2 separate regions of the Homo sapiens genome follow, and region 2 is linked to region 1. Evidence: read pairs that join two places in POLR2A ChIA-PET (ENCODE). Cell type or tissue: CD4-positive, alpha-beta T cell. All regions are shown on one strand. Each heading gives the region's core, and the rest is flanking DNA. Links, peaks and the distances in the headings are about the cores only.

What was found. Peaks named below come from ENCODE experiments on the same cell type or tissue, not always from the same donor. Only the 100,000 strongest peaks of a DNase experiment are listed, where the experiment ranks them.
Region 2: POLR2A ChIA-PET joins it to region 1 with 14 read pairs; 6 of 35 experiments call an interaction of 5 or more read pairs at or near these places.

Annotation. Positions count from the first base shown.
Region 1 is chr18:58,652,356-58,662,418 of GRCh38, forward strand. It overlaps LINC03110 (long intergenic non-protein coding RNA 3110), which reads left to right and starts at 6,184. Exons shown (of 4, transcript NR_187442.1): 1 at 6,184-6,276; 2 at 7,508-7,658; 3 at 8,077-8,215. In CD4-positive, alpha-beta T cell, for the core only: no CTCF peak of the experiment used is centred there; a DNase peak (open chromatin) is centred at 6,046; H3K4me3 peaks cover 1,498 bases; H3K27ac peaks cover 1,843 bases.
Region 2 is chr18:58,711,447-58,721,509 of GRCh38, forward strand. MALT1 (MALT1 paracaspase) reads left to right here. Exons shown (of 17, transcript NM_006785.4): 8 at 2,637-2,663; 9 at 4,489-4,521. All of the region lies in intron 1 of LOC105372146 (a long non-coding RNA gene), which reads right to left. Among named protein-coding and RNA genes, the nearest start is that of MALT1-AS1, 45 kb to the left of the region's middle. In CD4-positive, alpha-beta T cell, for the core only: no CTCF peak of the experiment used is centred there; DNase peaks (open chromatin) are centred at 2,995, 3,585 and 4,805; H3K27ac peaks cover 2,430 bases.

The sequences.
Region 1 (10,063 bases), core at 1,157-9,156:
TTTATCATGCATGAAGGGATGTCAAATGTTATCAAGCATTTTTTCTGTGTCTATTGAGATAATCTGTTTTTGTTATTAATTCTGTTTATGTGATGTATCATGTTTATTGATTTGCATATGTTAAACATTCCTTGCATCCCTGGGATAAAACCCATCTGATTATGTGTATTATGGGGTTTGTTTTTGTTTTTGTTTTTGTTTTTTTTGAGATGGAGTTTCACCCTGTCACCTGGACTGGAGTGCAGCGGCATGATCTCGGCTCACTGTAACCTCCACCTCCTGGGTTCAAGCGATTCTCCTGCCTCAGCCTCCTGAGTAGCTGGGAGTACAGGCATGCGCCACCATGCCCGGCAAATTTTTTTTTTATGTATTTTTAATAGAGACAGGGTTTCACCATGTTGGTCAGGCTGGTCTCGAACTCCTGACCTCGTTCACCATGTTGGTCAGGCTTGGTCTCAAACTCCTGACCTCGTGATCCGCCTGCCTCGGCCTCCTAAAGTGCTGGGATTACAGGTGTAAGCCACCGCGCCCGGCCATGTATTATGTTTCTGATGTGCTACTGGATTCAATTTGCTAATATTTTGTTGAGGATTTTTGTGTTTACGTTCATCGGAGATATTGGTTTGTGGTTTTGTTGTTGTTGTGTCCTTGTCCGGTTTGGGTATCAGGGTGATACACCTCCTTGATTTTTCAGAATAGTTTCCAAAGGATCAGTATTAGTTCTTGTTTGCATGTTTGGTAGAATTTGGCCATGAATCCATCTGGTCCTAGACTTTTTTTTTTTTTGCCTTGGGGTTTTTTTTTTATTACTAATTCAATTTTGCTGCCCGTTATTGATCCATCCATGTATTAATCCATTTTCACGCTGCTGATAAAGACATACCTGAGACTGGGAAATTTACAAAAGAAAGAGATTTAATGAACTCACAGTTCCACGTGGCTGGGGAGGCCTCACAATCGTGGTAGAAGATGAAAGGCACATATCACATGCCAACAGACAAGAGAAGAGAACTTATGCAGGGAAACTCCCCTTTATAAAACCATCAGATCTCATGAGACTTATTCATTATCACGAGAACAGCATGGGAAAGACCTGCCCCCATGATTCAATTACCTCCCACTGGGTCCTTCCCACAACACATGGGAATTGTCGAAGCTACAACTCAAGATGAGTTTTGGGTGAGGACACAGCCAAACTATATCAATCCAGGTGTTCTGTTTCTTCCTCGTTCAATCTTGGCAGGTTATGTTTTTCCAGGAATTTATCCATTTCCTCTAGATTTTCTAGTTGGTGAGTGTGCAGCTACCCATAATAGTCTCTAATGAGCTTTTGTATTTCTGTGGTTTCAGTTGTAATGTCTCCTTTTTCATTTCTGATTGTGTTTATTTGGATCTTCTCTCTTCTTTGTTAGTCTAGCTAGTGGTTTATCATTTTTGTTTATCTTTTCAAAGAACCACTTTTCATTTCAATAATCCTTTGTATTTTTAAATCTCTATTTCATTTAGTTCTGCTCTAATCTTTGCTATTTCTTTTCTACTACTAACTTTGGGGTTTGGTTTGTTCTGGTTTTTCTAGTTCCTTGAGGTGTAACATTAGATCATTAATTTGTGATCTTTCTACTTTTTTGATGTAACTTCTCACCTGGTGCTGCTTTTGCTGTATCTCACGTGTTTTGGTATGATGTGTTTTCATTTTCATTCTTTTCAAAAAAATTTTTAACTTCTGTCTTCATTTATTCATTGACCCAGCAATTGTTCAGGCGCATGTTGTTTAATTTGTATAGATTCCAAAGTTCCTCTTGATATTGATTTCTACCTTTATTCCACTGTGGTCTGAGAAAATACTTGATCTAATTCTGATTTTTAAAAATTTGTTAAGACTTGTTTTGTGGCCTAACATGTGGTTTATCTTGGAGAACATCCCATGTACTGATGAAAAGAATGCACCTTGTAGTTGTATGTGGTTTGGGGGCAGAATGTTCTGTAAATGTCTGTTAAGTCTATTTGGTCTAAAGTCCAATTTAAGTCCGATGTTTCTTTGTTAATGTTCTGTCTCTGTGATTTCTCTAGTGCTGTGAGTGGGGTATTAAAATCCCCTGCTATTATTGTATTGCTGTCTATCTTTCTTTAGGTCTAGTAATATTTGTTTTGTGAATTTGGGTGCTCTGATGTTGGGTGCATATATATTTAGAATTGTTATATCCTCTTGCTGAATTGATCCCTTGATTATTATATAATGGCCTTCATTTTTTTAAATTATATTATGTTTTTGGTTTAAAGTCTGTTTTATCTGATATAAGCATAGCTATTCCTGCTCACTTTTGATTTCCATTTACTTGGAATCTCATTTTCCACCTCTTTACTTTTAGTCTATGTGTTTTTATGGGTAAGGTGAACTTATTGTAGGCAGCATATAGTTGGATCATGTTTTTTAAATCCATTCTACCAAACTCTACCTTTAAAGTGGCACGTTTAATCCATTTATATTCAAGGTTAATATTGACACAGGAGGCTTTGTTCCTGTCAAATTGCTGATTGTTTTCAAGTCGTTTTTATAAATTCTTTGTTTCTTTTCTTTCCTTGTCTTTGTGGTTTGATGAAATTCTGTTGTGTTGCCATTTGATTCCTTTCTTTTCCTCCTTTGTGTTGCTGTTTTATACGAACTGTGAACTTTCTAGATTTTCTAGTTGGTGAGTGTGCAGCTACTCGTAATAGTCTCTAATGATCTTTTGTATTTCTGTGGTTTCAGTCGTAATGTTTCCTTTTTCATTTCTGATTGTGTTTATTTGGATCTTCTCTCTTCTTTGTTAGTCTAGCTAGTGGTTTATCATTTTTGTTTACCTTTTCAAAGAACCGCTTTTCATTTCAACAGTCCTTCGTATTTTTAAATCTCTATTTCATTTAGTTCTGTGTGTCTTTTATATTTCTGTGTGTTTTCATAATGGTGAAAATTAACCTTTCACTTCCATGTTTAAGACCCCTTTGAGCATTTCCTGTACAGCTGATCTAGTGGTGACAAATTCCCTCAGCATTTGCTTGTCTGGGAAGGAGTTTATTTCTCCTTGATTTATGAAGTCAGCTTCTGGCAGGACACAAAACTCTTGACTGACAGGTTCTGCTTAAGTTTAATATTTTTCTGTGGCTGCTAATTGTTCACATGTTTTCATTATGAAGTAATTTTAATGCCACTTTGGTGGGCTGTTAATCCCTTTGGGGGCCTCATGCAAGCAAGAGCTAGCACAAAGGATCAATTTAGGTCTTGTTCTGGGGGTTACCTAGAGGGGCAGCAAAACCTCAGTAGGGTAAGCCATAAATAATCTAAAGTTCCTAAGAGCTGAAGAAGAAGGAAATGGCCATCCAAAATAGAGCTGTACTTGCCCCAGCTAGGGAAATTAGGAACGAGAGATACCCAGTGATGAGGGTTGGGTCTTTGAAGAAGTGTCTATTAATATGGCCACCAGAGAGCTCTAAACATCTGCCAAGTTTCTAGAGCCCCCTGTTAGCTCAACATAACAGTACCAGCCAGGTAAGCATTCCTTGTACCCCATACCTCTTCTCCCTTCCTGCAGTTTATGCTTGCAGGGTCAGAAACCACACTTGGCAAACTGCAGAAGAAAAGGTAAAAGCAGGCCGGGCGTGGTGGCTCATGCCTGTAATCCCAGCACTTTGGGAGGCCAAGGTGGGCGGATCACGAGGTCAAGAGATCGAGACCATCCTGGCCAACATGGTGAAACCCCGTCTCTACTAAAAATACAAAAAATTAGCCGGGCGTGGTGGCAGGCACCTGTAATCCCAGCTACTTGGGAGGCTGAGGCAGGAGAATCACTTGAACCTGGGAGGTGGAGGTTGCAGTGAGCCAAGATGGCACCATTGCACTCCAGCCTGGGCAAAAAGAGTGAAACTCCGTCTCAGAAAGAAAAAAAAAAGGTAAAAGCATTAGATGGAATCACATGGAAACAGCCTACCTCCTTCCTTCCTCACTGCAGGCTTCTCATCTGAGCTCGGGAAAGGAGGAGCCTCCTAGATTTGATTATGTGATGATTACCCAAGATTGGACATTTTAATTACTAATTGCAAGACCTTTTTATTGCACATGAATAAATGGAATAGTCATATTGTCCCAAATTTAATCGAGGGTGGGACAAAGACTAATTCCACAGAATACATTTAAAGCAATAGTGGGAGTTAAAAGTAAAATTGCATTATAATTAGACCCTCCAAGTCCTGCCTGTTTAACTTAAGGTTGCTCACACTACTGAGGCGAGATAGAAAAGTAGTTGGTGAATTTCAATTGGAAAAGTGTAGCCATGGGAAGGAACCTAGGAGTCTCATCTCTCTCCTGAAGTTAATCTGCCCAATGTCTCAAAGGCCTCAAGAACTGTTCTCAGGGAAGTATTAGAATGCAAATAAAACCACCATTCTACTTTTGACTAGAAATCCTCTGGTGGTTGCCTGAGATGGGGAGGTATTGTTTAATGGGTATAGAGTTTCAGTTGGGGAAGATGAAAAAGTTCTGGAGATGAATGGTGATGTCACAACAATGTGAATGTACTTAATGCCACTAAATTGCACGCTAAAAAATGTTAAAATGGAAAATCTTATGTATTGTATATTTCATCACAATAAAAAAATAGCATAGGATGATTGTTTATCCACTGGGAAAATAAAATAAAATAATCATTATTACCTCTAAAACCAAAATAAAACCCTGATGGATGCTTTGCCAGTTAAAGCATCTTCAGAAAGATGACAAGAAGTTAGACACTGTATCCACAGGAACAATTTGGCTTAGGCAGAAAAGGGAGATTTGTAGGCTCACCCAACTGAACTGCAGGAAAGGTGGGTATGAGCTGGACCTCAGGACTGACCACACCTGGGACTGGAACACCACCCGCCCTTTCTCTGTCTCTTGTTTCTGCTTCTCTCAGTGCACCAGCCACTCTCTCCCACCACAGACTGGCTTCTTCTGCACAGCCTGTGGGACATGGCCACCGAACAGCTCAGACTCATACCTCACAGGTTTGCCACCTGAGCAAACCCAAGATCTTCCATCTGGTTGAAGGTCAGAAGTCTCAGGACTGAATTTGGGGAACATGCCTATCTGTAGCCAATCACTGAGTTAGGGAAGCAGATCAGTCAGAAACTGGGGGATCCCATTAAACCACACTGTGGAAAGCAGTATTCCTGAGAACAGAGTGCTACTCCACTCTAGGCAGACAAAGCAGTAGCCACCAGCTATCTGCACAGTCCTTCCCTTCTCTGGAACAGATCCCAAACAGTGCTGGGAAGACCTCAGCAGCACAGTTGGACCACCTATGTGCTCCTTCCGCCCTCATTACTTGTACATCCTGGATCCCTGGATTTCTTAGCTAATGCTGGGTTGGCAGAAATGAGGGGGAGGGGAGCAGTAGAATCCTGCCCTAAATTGCAGCCAGTCATCTGAGGTCATTTTTTCCTTGTCAATGCTATATCCCCAGAGGGTTGGACCCTTCTCTATTCTGTTATGCTTTATTCAGACAATTTCTAGAACAATGTTGGCCAGTATAGATGATTCCCGTCATTTTATCTCTACTACCTAGGTCCAAAGATTCCCCCCACAACCTTGTGAATCTCTGACTCAGTGTTATTAGTCTTAAAAACCCAGGTGCTGAACCAGACTATGCTGTGCTCCTCTTTGGAGTGAATCTTGGATTATCAAATAATCAAATAATGGCTAAGATCAGCCCTTGTTTCCCCATGTCCCTGCTTAGTGCCAGCTCTGTCTTCATCCCCTCCCAGGCTTGGCCACCCTTCTGCTGAGATGCACCCTAGCATGTTGCCCATAAAGGAATGTGAAAAAAGTATCTACACTTCTGAAGATAGTGTGCTCCACCCTTCAAAGCTTTAGGAAGATAAATTTAGACATAAAACAGGAAGTATTTCTCTGTGTGGCTAAGAGTGATCTAAGAGAAGTTATTTCCTCAAGATATTTTGAAGCTGTAGTGTGGGGAAACAGTTCTCAAACCCCAGTGTGGATCAGGATCACCTGGAGGGCTTACTAAGCTACATATTGTTGGGTCCACCCCAGAGTTTCGATTCAGTCGATCAGGGGATCAGAGGTGGGGCCTAAGAATTTGCATGTTTTTAACTCTTTTTTTTTTTTTTTTTTTTTGAGATGGAGTCTCGCTCTGTCACCCAGGCTGGAGTACAGTGGCAAGATCTCGACTCACTGCAACCTCTGCCTGCCGGGTTCAAGCAATTCTCCTGGCTCAGCCTCCCAAGTAGCTGGGATTACAGGTGCGTGCTGCCATACCCGGCTAATTTTTTATATTTTTGGTAGAGACAGGGTTTCGTCATGTTGGCCAGGCTGGTCTCAAACTCCTGACCTCAAGTGATCAGCCCACCTCAGCCTCCCAAAGTGCTGGGATTACAGGTGTGAGCCACCACACCCAGCCAGAATTTACATTTTTCAAAAGGTCCCTGATGTTGCTGAGGCAGGACCACACTTTAAGAACCACTATAGTAGAGGTTTAGGAAGAGACAGAGAAAAATCTCTCCAGGCTACAAGACTGTCTGATGCTGAAGGTCTTGGCCTAGGTCAGCTAAGGTGCTCTTTAGGGTTGATATTCTGTGATTGTTAAACAGGTGACTAAATATGTATCTGTGTCAAGCTACTCTTATTATCATTAAACAGTTCTTGACTGCTTACTTTATTAAAATATAAGAATTTCCAAGAGCTTCGGACCTCTGATCTATATATAACAGAACTTCATTAAGTATAACTCACTAAGTCACTTAGTGAAAAGCTTGAACTACAGAATAGTCTAACTAATTGCCCTTTCAAATAGGCATTTAACAATAATTTCAACTAGCCTCCTACAAAACTGTTTCACAGCAAAGCTTTCACTGATGTTTTTGCAAAATGAATTTAATTACTAATTATCATATAAGGATTAGCATATAGCTGATATGTAAATGTCTTAGGTATGATTTAAACTGTTGAGTCAACTGAACATGTACCTTCCTCTCCCACTTCCTCCAACAAATAAATCTTACTTGTATTTTAATTTAATACTGTGTCCATTCTTCTGAAATAGCTGTTTATTCTGAACATCTAATTTTAGACATATAACTAATATGGTACAATTTTCAACTGCCGGTTATTTAAATGCTGCCCCCTCCCTGACACAAATAAATCTTATTTACATATTATTTGCTTCATAAGTATTCCACCATCCTGCAGTCACTGTGATCATTGTCCCCAGCTAGTCTTTGATCTGTGATAATTGTCCACAGGTAGTCTTTGATCATATGTTCTCCTGTCTGGAGGAACTAATATGTCCTTCCAACTCTGCCCAGCCTTCAGGTACAATTTAGGCCCCTACTTTTCTCTTAGGCTTTCTTCAGCCACTGTAACTTTTTTAAGTTTCTCCCTTATCCAAAGTCCCTTACTACTTAGAACCTCGGAAGTAAAGGGACCTCAGAGAACATCCAGTCCACGCTGCCCTCTGTTTAAATGTGTCTACAGTGTACCACACCAAGGAACTCCCACACTCTGAATGAACAGCCCAGTGATCAGGAGCTTTGAATCAATTCTTGGCACCTAACAGTTTGTGAAGAGTCTGCTAAACTCCCTCTATCAGAAATCCCAGAGGACTGAGAACAGGTCATCCTTGGAGGTATGTAATACAGTATTTAACCACCTTTCTACCTGAGTGTGCTTACCTGCAAAGGGTAATGTCGATATTAACCGAGAATGATCATGGTTGTCACATTTAAACTAATAATAATAAAGTACACAATTTATTATGCAGAAAGAATCATGCCTTCATAATCAGTCTTCACAAAGATTCCTTTAACTCTCTGCACCCACCATTCCTAATCCTGGAAAATTATTTCTCTTTGCTCTTTGCTCATCCATAGGCTCTTTGACAAAAGTCTCCAGAAAACTACTGAACTACACACATCAACAATAAAGAAGTCCTAATGTCCAAAACCTTGCTTGTCACTTTTTTGTTTGTATAATTTATCTCCACAACTAGATCATAGGCTTCTAGAAAACATGAGTTCTGTTTTAAATTTTGTGCCCCTTGGCAGCTGTATCTGAATGGAGTCAGGATCTGGAAGCCCAAGTCTCCTTGTCAATGTCTGCTTGGTTCCCAAGGACACCTGTAAATGGAAGAGGGGCATAGTACACAGAAGACATTGCTGGCAAGTGTGGTCTCTTTACGATCAGGTGAGTCATCTGCTGAAATCTTTATAATAGACTTCTACCTTGATGGAATGGGTTGGACTAACGAGGAACCACCATTACTCCAAGGCCCAGAGCAGAGCTGGGCCATCAACTGTCTCCACACTTCCTGTCTTCTAGGTGCCACCCTGATCCCTCATTGCCTTTCAGCTGCATGTCTAAATCCCCACCCCACCCCTCATCTAGTTGGCTTTGATTCCAAGGACCTAGGACTGGAGTAGGGCTTTCACAAATAAGACAGCAGGAATGTAATGCAACCTAATGAGCAGACTAAGAAAGCATCTATACAGAAGAACAGACATACAAATACCAAGGCAGATAAGAGTGACAAAAGACAAAAAAAAAAAAAAAAAAAAGAGAGAGAGAGAGAAAAAGCTGAAGCCGGTCAGAATTCATCAGGGGATGGTGTATGTCTACCACCTCAGTGGTCCTTTAAAGGTAAACGGGCTTATTTTTCATGCACCAGCCTATGGTCCCTTCACTGGGACACTCTCAACATCCCCGGCTTTTTATAACTCTGGCTGGAAAGGTCAGCTCTGAACTCTTCCTGGGCAGGGAAAGGAGTTCACATAGGGATTGGGGATGGAGTACGGGAGCAGAGGAGCAGTGCCTATGTTAGAAACCGGTAGGAAGGCCGGGCGCGGTGGCTTGCGCCTGTAATCCCACCACTTTGAGAGGCTGAGGTGGGTGGATCAACTGAGGTCAGGAGTTTGAGACCAGCCTGACCAATATGGTGAAACCTCATCTCTACTAAAAATATAAAAATTAGCTGGGCGTGGTGGCATGTGCCTGTAGTCCCAGCAGCTGGGCAGGAGAATTGCTTGAACCCAGGAGGTGGAGGTTGCCGTGGGGCAAGATCGTGCCACTGCACTCCAGCCTGGGTGACAGAGGAAAACTCTGGTTTCAGAAAAAAATAAAATAAAATAAAATAAAATAAAAGCAGCAGCAGCAGCTGGTAGGAGCTGGATGCCTGGAAGAATAAAGAGCCTTTCTCCCTTAGGAGTGAGCCTAATAGATGGATCTTTACTCCCTTTCTCCTGGGCCCTCTACTGGTCTTTGCTTCTCCCATTTTTCACATTCTGACTGCATATACATACATGGCAATATATAGAGAATTTGGCCCCTTGACTCTCACCAGAAGCACCCCCCCAGCCCCATGACTCTGATTTCTTCAATGACATACGTTAAGTACTTTTTCTCCAAAGGTGAAATGATCCTAGGCTTTCTCAAGGGCAATGATTCTGAGCCTTACCCACATTTTAGAATCAGCTTAGGAAACACAAAAAAATCTCAATGACCAGGCAGCACCCCCAAGCCAATCAAGTAAGAATCTGGGGTGTAAGACTCAGACATGAGTATATTTTTTTAAATTGTTTATTTTTATGGGGACCTAGCAGGTATCTATATTTATGGGATATGTGAGCAATTTGGATACAGGCAAACAATATATAATAATCACATTGGGGGAAATGGGGTGTCCATCACCTCACGCATTTCTCATGTCTTTGTATTACAAACATTCCAATTATGCTTTTAGTTATTTTTAAGTGTACAATGAATTTTTTTTTACTTTAGCCACAGATCTAGGTACATTTTTAAACTCCCCAAATGATTCTAATATGCAGTCAAGGCTGAGCCAGCTGCCCTGGAGATGGTCCATCCCTTTTCAGGCCTCGCTGCACATCAGACTCATCTGAGGAACTTTTAAAACCACTGTTGCCTGTGCCCCACCCAAACCAATTAAAATCACTGTCTCTGGGGACTACAGCCAAGATATCAGTATGATTCTTTTTGTGTGTGCGATAAACTATATATAACATAAAATTTACCTTT
Region 2 (10,063 bases), core at 1,351-9,350, 59 kb after region 1:
ATATAAAATTGATCAGGATTTTTTGAAGCTACAGGACTCTAGATAATCTACCATGTCACCTTTACCATAATATGTAAAGGGAACTGAAAATCTATTTCAACATAAACTTCTAATTTGTTTTAATTAGCCAAAGCATTGTACTTAAATTGTAATGAGTAAATATTAAAATTTGGATCATCTTTCCTTAGTGTGATGTCACATTGTTTTGCAAAATTAGATTTGTGGATGGCAAAGTATTTTTTTCAATTTCTGCCTCTATTACATAAGCTTAGGCTCTACTTGGGTAAAGTAAGGAAATAATGTTAAATTTTATATTTTCTGATTTTCCTGTCCTTCATGTCTCTATAGTATCACTCTGAAATACTATAATTACTGTTTTCATCCTAATATGTAGTTGCAAACAAGAATTCTCTCTTGTAAGAGAGTTCTAATCCCATGATCTGTTAACCCTGTTTGAGGGAAGCCATGTGAAGAAATCCTAATCGAACTCCTCTTCCTCTCCTAATCCTTTTTGCCTAATTGCATGGTTTTTAAGTCTTCCTAATGTTGGAAACCTCTTAAGAATAAATATAAGCTAGCCCCGCTGTTTGGCTCCAAGGTGATGCATGTGAATTATCACCTTGCTGTGCTGCTTCTGTACCTGCAGTATTCTCTATAATTTTTGCAGTAGCAAGCACACTATTAAATAATAATTTTCAAATAACTCTATTTAGAACATATAGAGATGAAAATCCAGTTACGAAGTTTCTCCAGAAGTCTCAGATGAAAAAATTAGATCCAAATTTTTTTCAATGAAAGTCCACAAAATTGAGAATTGCATATGAACAGTGTCCTTTATTATATATATATTTTTACCTATTTAGCATGGTGTCCTCTATTTCATTTTGTGTATTTTATTCAAGAGACTTGATCAGACTATTCAGCCATAAAAAAGGAATGAAATGATGTCACTTGCAGCCACATGGATGGAACAGTCATTATGTTAAGTGAAATAAGCCAGGCACAGAAAGACAAATATCATATGTTCTTACTTATCTATGGGAGCTAAAAAAGTTGATCTCATGGAGGTAGAGAGTAGATTGAGACTGGCAAGAGGCTTGGGGGTGGATGAAGAGAGGTTGGTTGATAAGTACAGACCTGCAGTTAGAAGGAATCAGTTCTAGTGTTTGATAGCACAGTAGGGTGACAATAGGTAACAGCTATTTACCATGTCTCTCAAAATAGCTAGAAGTGAAATGTTCCCCACACAAAGAAATAAGTGTCTGAGATGATGGATATCCTAAATACCCTGATTTGATCATTATATATCATATGCATGTGTCAAAATATCATATGTATCCCATAAATATGTACGATTATTATGTATGAATGAAAAAAAGATACTTGATCAGGATGAGGGGTGCGGGTTGAATAGGTGGATTTTTTTAGGGCAGTGGAACTATTCTGTATGATTAATGATGAATACATGTATACAAATTTTAATCATTTAGGAGGTCAGAGGAGGGGGATTCCAAGATGGAATACAGACTATAAGAAAAGAACCTAACTGTATTGCAAATGTATGGTACAGCCTCACTGAAGAGGGGTGAAAGAGTACAGTGCTACTGACCTAAATAACTAAGTAACTGGGAATGAGTTGAGCCTAATACTGAAGGCAAAAAAAATTGCACATAACACATGTGCTGACTCAGACCTTCTTCAATTGATTTTATGTAACATATAAGAATAAAGTTTCTACATTAAAAAAGTATGAATAGTATATAACATTTGTAATTTATTGTTAATGTTAATTTTTATCTTCATAAAACTTGAAAAAATAGATAGCTATAATGTCATTACTTATTTTACCTATCCATTGGCCATGATAAGATGTCCCATGGGGTACAGGTTAATTCTGAAACCACTATTTCTCCCAAAAACACCTTACACCTTGAGAAACTATGAATCTAACCATGAGAAAAACATCAAATCTCAGTTGAGTGACATTCTGCAAAATACCTGACAGTTACTCCTCAAAACCGTCAGTGTCATCACAGACAAGGAACACCTGAGCAGGTGTCAGAACCAAGAAGATACAAGCCTGAGGAGACACAAGCAGTTGTAATGTGAGATCCTGAATGGAGTCCCTGAGCAAAAAAGACCATTAATGGTTCATTAGTTGTGACAAATATACTATTCTAGCATAAGACGTGACAAATACACTAGGCTAACATAAGATGTTAATAATAGAGAAATTAGGTATGGGGTATATAGGAACTCTCTCTGCACTACCTTCACAGTAGTTCTGTAAACCTTAAAATGTTCTAAAATTAAAAGTTGACTTAAAAAGATCATTTGAGATTACTGTTTTTAATTAGCCAGAATATCTAAAACTATGAATAAATTATGAAAGAGCCTAGTTTTTGTCACTTAATGAAAACAGTGATGGCTTAGAAGTCCTAAATGATAAGCACAGCAATATTCACTATTCTTTGCTATTCAGTATTTGCATGGCTTCTTCATTTAATTTGAAAAGTTGTAAACTGATAAAACACTATAACATGATTCACTGGCTCAAAACTACTTGGATTAGTCTTACTATTTGTGCTAAATTGGTGTTTAGATTACTTAATCTATTTTCTCTTACTTTGTTTTAGATGAATTAAATAATCTTGGTCATCCTGGTGAGTAATACAAACATAAAACTTTAGTTTTAGATTTTTAAGTTGTTGAATGCAGCAAAGTTACCGTAGGTACTCTTTTGCTACAGTAATACTAGTAACTTTTTTCTCTTTATTGAAATAATATAATTTAAGGTTGAAATTAACTACATGAAGTACAATTTTATACAAGTGATACATTAAAAATATTTTAGGTTATAAAACTGTAAGGGTAGAAAAGAAGTGTTTGAGGTAACATAAAACCTCAAGGTATTATCATTGTGTATTACTCCTTATATCATAACAAGGAAGTTAATGGGGGAAGTACGTGACCTTTAATCTGAAAGCAGGAAGCAGTGTTTGACAGAGTGACAGGGGTAACATTTCTGAACTGATCAGACCCCTGGGACCTTTTTCTTGGTGCCTCAGTCATACAGCATATCTGAACTAGTTGGGTGGGTGCCTATATCTGGAGTAAGAAGTGTGTTTGTGGGGATCATTGGCATCGTACAGGTCGGTTGGTCAGTGACCATTTCTTAATGAGTGACAGTTGTCAAGAGTATGTAGAACTCTGTAGGCTAATTTTAATTAGAACAGATTTCTAATAAGTTAAGCCTTCACCTGAGATAAAAGGCATATCAACAGTGAGAACTACATGAAGACACAGGATATCAACCTCGTGTAGGCTTTCTGAAAGACAATGATGGAACCTGTGGATAGATCTGAAAATAAAACCTTTCAGGAATAGTTTAAGAAGGTGGTTATGTCATTTAATATTTGTAGAAAACCCTATTACTTCTCCACTTATTTCTCATTATTTTAGCATCATTACTAGTTTGCTTAGTGTCATACTCATATTGCATTAGCAAACATCTATTATTGTGAATGCCATTGGGCTGTGCTGACTGTATATAAGCAAACTAGACACAGCAGAAAGTCCCCATTACCTGTGCGTCATTCTCCTTGCTGTAGTGTCCTCAAATTCACATAAAGCCTCAATGAGACCTGCCTCAAGTAGGTCTTGAACTGTCAAAAACCATCCTAGTAATTGTTTCTCTTACTGGGGGAGAATAGGGGGTCTGGATAGAATCCCCTTTCCTAAATTAGTCTGTTAATTCTTGCTTTTCTTTAATGAACATTATGAAAAGTTATTTCAGAAAAACTTTTGTAAATAGCCACCACTAAGATTCTAAAATTTTCCTGGCCCTTTGAGTTTTTCCTCATTTCCCACAATTCAGGGAGTACCAAAAATTTAGGTTTAAAAGAAGAATGTTGTATAGGGAAAGCTTTTAATAGGCTTCAGTGGCATGTATTTGACCAGTAGTACAAAGTTATCTCCCGACAGTAGTGGACACACAACTGATGAACTACATCTTTCCCTACATGGTGCTTCAGGTGCGGGGCGGGATTTTATTTTATGTATACTAGAGGGTGAAAGCATAGAATCCAGAAGGAGACTCCCTAAGTTAGTATCCAGATTTGCTACTTACTAGCTTCATAACTTTGGGCAAGTGACTTTAATCTCTCTCTGCCTTAATTTCCTTATCTATATAATGGGGTTAATAATAGTAGGCACCTCATAGGGTAGAGTGAGGTTTCATTAGATCTGTTATATATAAAGCATATAGAACGGTGCCAGCTGAGGCATCAGGAAATGGTAACTACTGCTACTTCCTATTGTGAACACCACCATCGTTTTTTTCCATTCAAGAGTGTTTTTATTAAAAATCTGAAGAGTAGAAACTATATTCTGTAAGTGATGCTGCTGATGTTATATACTTTTCATGTATCTTTAACTCTGGAAATATACCATGGATCTTACATGTTTTGCTTTTTTATCTTTGTATAGATAATAAAGAGCAAACAACTGACCAGCCTTTGGGTGAGTAGAACTTTAAAATGCATTATCAAAGTATAATTATTGTGTATAACTCCAGAAGGAATTTAAGACATTTTAATTTGGTTTTTTAAAGAAATGTGAATAACATTGGGACCAAATGTTTTATTTTTTTGTATCTGTAAAAGAAGGTTTAGAAGAGGAGGCTTAAAAATGATTACAAATTCAGTTTCTAGGGTCAAGTCAACTTCTGTGGAGTGATTTGTGTGTTTCTCACGATATGCAAACAGACATGCGTACAAAAAGAAACATGTACATGCTGCATAGTTAGCATAGAGGAGGAAGTGGTTAGTGCTGTCTCTTGGTGAGGGATAGAAATCACAAAGGCTGCAGTAGCTTTAGCGTTTGCTCCCCTGTCTTCTCCAATGGAAAGAGAAAAGAATTTAGGATAAAATGTAAACGAACAGTTGCATTTGAAGAATGCCTGGGACAAGAAAATGTAAGGGAGAAAACTTTAGCAGATAAAAGTTTAGCAGATTAACATTTAAAGATGGTAAAAATAGCTAACAGCTTGATGCTGGCAGAAGCCAGATAAAATATGTCTAAAATTTGTCCATTGGATTCAGCTACTGAAGATGTGATTGGTGGCTTTGAGTGGAATGTTGAAAGTGCCTAATATGTGTCAGTTACTGAGTTATGCTGGGAATTTAAACATGGATACAATGTATAAAATAGTGGAAAAAGAAAGATTCAGAAGTGAACAAATGAAGACAGTACATATTAATTTGTTGGAAAGAAAGAGTGGTTTGAAATTAACTAGATAGGGCATATATTCAAAGTGTTTTGGTAGGAGGGGAAAATGTGAGGATATTTACATTTGGAAAGGAAGTATCTGTTGAGACTGTGTAGATTAGAGTGATCCATCAAAGAGAGGACAATTTATAGAGCAAGTTCCTAGAAGAGATGATAGGGATTTGGGCCAAGGTGAAAACAAGAGAAATTGGCTTTAATCAGAATGTTGAAACCTCTTTTGAGATTAAAAAGAAGGAGAGATTGGTGAACAGATAGATTTATTGGGAAGCTGAGGACATTTTTAGTTTATGTTTTTTGTTTCTAAGTAATTAGGCGTAGTAATATGCTTAAAAGATTGAGGAAAAGGCTGGGCATGGTGGCTCACACCTGTAGTCCCAGCACTTTGTGAGGCCGAGGCAGGCAGGATCACCTGGGGTCAGAAGATTGAGATCAGCCTAACCAACATGGAGAAACCCCGTCTCTACTAAAAATACAAAAATTAGCTGGGCATTGTGGTGCATGCCTGTAATCCCAGCTACGTAGGAGGCTGAGGCAGAAGAATCTCTTGAACCCGAGAGGTGGAGGTTGTGGTGAGCTGAGATCGTGCCATTGCACTTCAGCTGGGCAACGAGAGTGAAACTCTGTCTCAAAAAAAAAAAAAAAGATTGAGGGAAAAAGAGTAAAGTAAGGCTGAATATAGATCTTATTCTATGGCAGAGGCTTAGAGGCTAAAGAAAATGGAAGCAAGGTCTTACAAGTCTGATCTACAAGTGAATGTGTATTGAGAGTCCAACTAAGACTTTTAAAGAGTAAGAATTTATAATGGTTCAGATCAGTTGTGTGCTTTTTCTGTAGCAGATCTCAGCTTTAAAATAGAGAAGATAGGCTGGGTGTGGTGGTACACGCCTGTAATCCCAGCTACTCGGGAAGCTGAGGCACGAGAATCACTTGAACCCAGGAGGCGGAGGTTGCAGTGAGTGGAGATTGTGCCACTGCACTCCAGCCTGGGCGACAGAGTAAGACTCTTGTCTCAAAAAAAAAAAAAAAAAAAAAGAAACCTGCTATGTTTCATTCATAGTGGTAAGTTTTCATGTATTCCAGCTCCATGATCTTTTCTTTAGATCCTCCAGACAGACCTCACTGATTAAGAAATACCTATTAAAATAGTGTTCTGAACAAAGGCATAGCCATCATATTCTGTAGAGAGGAGCATACATATGTCTTAGGTACACAAAATGACAAGATCCAAATGTAACTGGGTTAGTTGCTGAAGATGGTTTAATCACAAATATGCATTTAATAGTAATGCTAATAAACTAAGTGTTTTCACCTAGTGAAATGTTTAATTTAACCCTGAGATGTAGGTATTTTTCCTCATTTTTAGTAGATGAAAATTTAAAACTGTAAGTGTTTAATAAAACTTGCTCAGGATTATACAATGTAGTAGTTGAGACAGGATTGAAACCCATCTATCTCTCATTCCATAGCCTCCGTTAGCTCCATTATGCCAGGTATTCTTTCTCAAACATGTCCCAATTGAAAGAATAACAAGATAAATGGAATATCAGGTCAACTTCTATCATTGAAGTTCACTAAACATTTATCTAATGTTTCATCTGTGCTTTATGACAGGCATCCCCCACCCCCAGGCTGTGGACCAGAACTGGTCTGTGGCCTGTTAGGAACTGAGACACACAGCAGGAGGCGAGTGAGCGAGCATTACCACCTGAGCTCTGCCTCCTGTCAGATCAGCAGCGGCATTTGATTCTCATAGGAGTGTGAACCCTATTGTGCACTCCTTAGGAGAATCTAACTAATGCCTGATGATCTGAGATGGAACAATTTCATCTCAAAACCACCCCTCCCCTGACACCGTCCATGGAAAAATTGTCTTCCACAAAACTGGTCCCTGGTGCCAGAAAGGTTGGGGACCGCTGCTTAATGAAACAAGAGAACAAGCCTTGGTTTGTGAATTCAAGGCTTTGGATACTAATAGGAGGCAGACATTAAATGAATAATATAGTACATGCTACATGCCTAGTAGAAATATGTAAAGAATCTAGAAATTGTTCATAGAAGATGGTGATCAGATTAGTCGAGGAGAGTTAGAGAGGGCTTTACCTAAGAGGCAAAGCCAAGGTGAGGATTTTCAAGGACGAATTGGGAGCTCTCAAGGGGATAAAATGAAAATATATGGGATGAGAGTTCATTCAGAAATGAAGGAGAGGGAAAAAAGGGTGAAGACATGGTAAGAATGGAGGCATGAAATAGATGGTGTGGGTGAGGAACAAAGTTCAGTATTGCTAGAAGGTAGAAAACTAGGGAAGGAGTGGCTGGAGGCTATACTGGTAATGTAGTTATTTATTGCTGAATAACACTGCAAAATTTACTAGCTTAAGAACAGCATCAGTTTTATTATCTCTCATTGTTCTGTGGGTTGGACTGGGTTTAGCAGGTGGTTCTGCTGGTCTTTCTTGGGGTCTCTCATGCAACTGCAGTCAGATGAGGCTGGGACTGCCACATTCAAGATGGCTTTGCTTACATACCTGGCACCTTAGTGGGGGTTGGTGAAAGACTGTGAAGACTGAAAAAATCTCCCTCCCTCTCTCTCTCTCTTTCTCTTCCTCTTACTCTGTCTCTCTGTCTCTCCCTCTCCTTGTCTGTCTCTCTCTGTCCTCCCCTCCTCTTCCCGCCCCCAACTTCTTTCTCTTCGTTTCCCTCTCCCTCTTTCCTTTGGTTCCTTCTCCCTCCCTGAGTGGTCTCTCCATGTAGCTGTTTTCTTTATGTCGGGCTGGATCTCCAAAGTGGAAACTGTCAGAGCTTTTAAGGGCTTAGACCCTGAACTGGCAGAGGGGTCACACATATTATGTTGCTCAAAGAAAGTCGTGATACAGCCCAGATTCACAGGTGGGGGTGACTGTACTACACAAGGGCAAGGATACTGTGGTTTGCTGGGGGCTACCTGCTACCACATCTGGAAAGATAGGCATGGACTAGAATGCAAATGGCCTTGAATGCCAAACTACATCACCAGTCTAACCCCCAGCCACTCCTTCCCTAGTCCTCTACCTTCCAGCAATACTGAGCTGCCTGTTCCTCACCCACACCATCAAACTGGGACTTTATTTTGTAGGACATGGAGAGTCATTAAAAGATTTAATACATGTGATTTTTAAATAAATACTTAATAGCATTTACTATATGCCAGCTCCTTTTCTAGGTGCTTCTGAATATTAACTCTATTTAGAAAAGTAACATAATAATCAGAATTATTAGACATGGGATTAATGATATAACACCAGTTTTTGAAGAATATATTACATTAAACTTTGGAAGACGTTTAGGATCATGAGTTAAAATGTCTTTCTGAAGTGGCTTCATTATTCTTTTGCTGAATCCACTGGCATTTTTGTTTCACTTTTCCAATAAATTGTTTGTGTTCAAGAAGTTGTGGGTAGCTCTTACAGTAAATATTTTTCTACAGAAAAACTCTTTCATTTATGTTATCACTTGAAAACCATTATAAATTGCTTTATATTTGCCGTCTTGAAGTTTTCTTTATTCCTCACTCTTACCTCCTCAAATTCAAGTTTTATTGTTCGTTTCTCTGTCGTGTCCTTTTTCCTCTCCCTTTCTACTACTTCTCGATCTTCCATCCACCCCAGTTCACCTGTCACCCAGGAACTGTTTTACAAGTAGATTGGACAGGTAAGATTTACTTACCCACCATCTTTTTCACCAGTAAAGTCAAGGAAATGCTGTAAGACATCTTAGGAACTAGCTATTAAAAATTATCATTGGAGGAAAATTTTAGAAGTGTTATAGACAATTATCGATACATATGTTTTAAGACCTGTAGTTCTCACACTGTTGAACCCGTGCATTCTGTAAACTGTACCAAGTATTCTTTCCCAAATAGAGAACAAAACCAGTGAATAATGATTTGATATCAGCAAAAACATCCCATGATGCTTAGTTTGACAGTTAATTTTATTTCCCCAAAGACCCAGTGATTTTTTTATTATATACTTATAATTGTTTTCTACCAATAAAAATCTATGATGTGTATAATTAAATGATGGTATTCCATGGAAAAATGGAATTATTTACAAGCATTTTACTACCCCAGTAACTTTTTAACCTCTTGCTGTAAACCTATGATTTGGACTATAATGATGTAAAGCAGAGACAATGCATTCTCACATTTCCCCTCACCTTAGAAGAAGACTGATTTGAGTCTGTCACTCTGTTGAGGTTGGATCCTTATTCTAATAGCATTGATGGACTCAAAAAAATGTGCTGTGGATCAGCCAGCTAAGAGTCTTGCTGTAGCAGGTACTTTAGTGTAAGAATACTAGTTTATTTTAAAAGAAATTTTAAAAAGGCCAGGCGTGGTGGCTCACACCTGTAATCCCAGCACTTTGGAAGGCCGAGGTGGGCAGATCACCTGAGGTCAGGAGTTCGAGACCACCCCGACCTAAGTGGAGAAACCCCATCTCTACTAAAAATACAAAATTAGCTGGGCGTGGTGGCGCATGCCTGTAATCCCAGCTACTCGGGAGGCTGAGGTGGGAGAATCGCTTGAACCCGGGAGGCAGAAGGTTGCAGTGAGCTGAGATCATGCCATTGCACTCCAGCCTGGGCAACAAGAGCGAAACTCCGTCTCAAAAAAAAGGAAATACAAGTGATGTTAAGTTTTATGCTGCCTCCTATTGAAATCCATGCTGAGTATTCTCCGCTTTTTCATTGAATTAATAATGCGGCTTAAGTATCATTTCACTGTTATGTATATTCA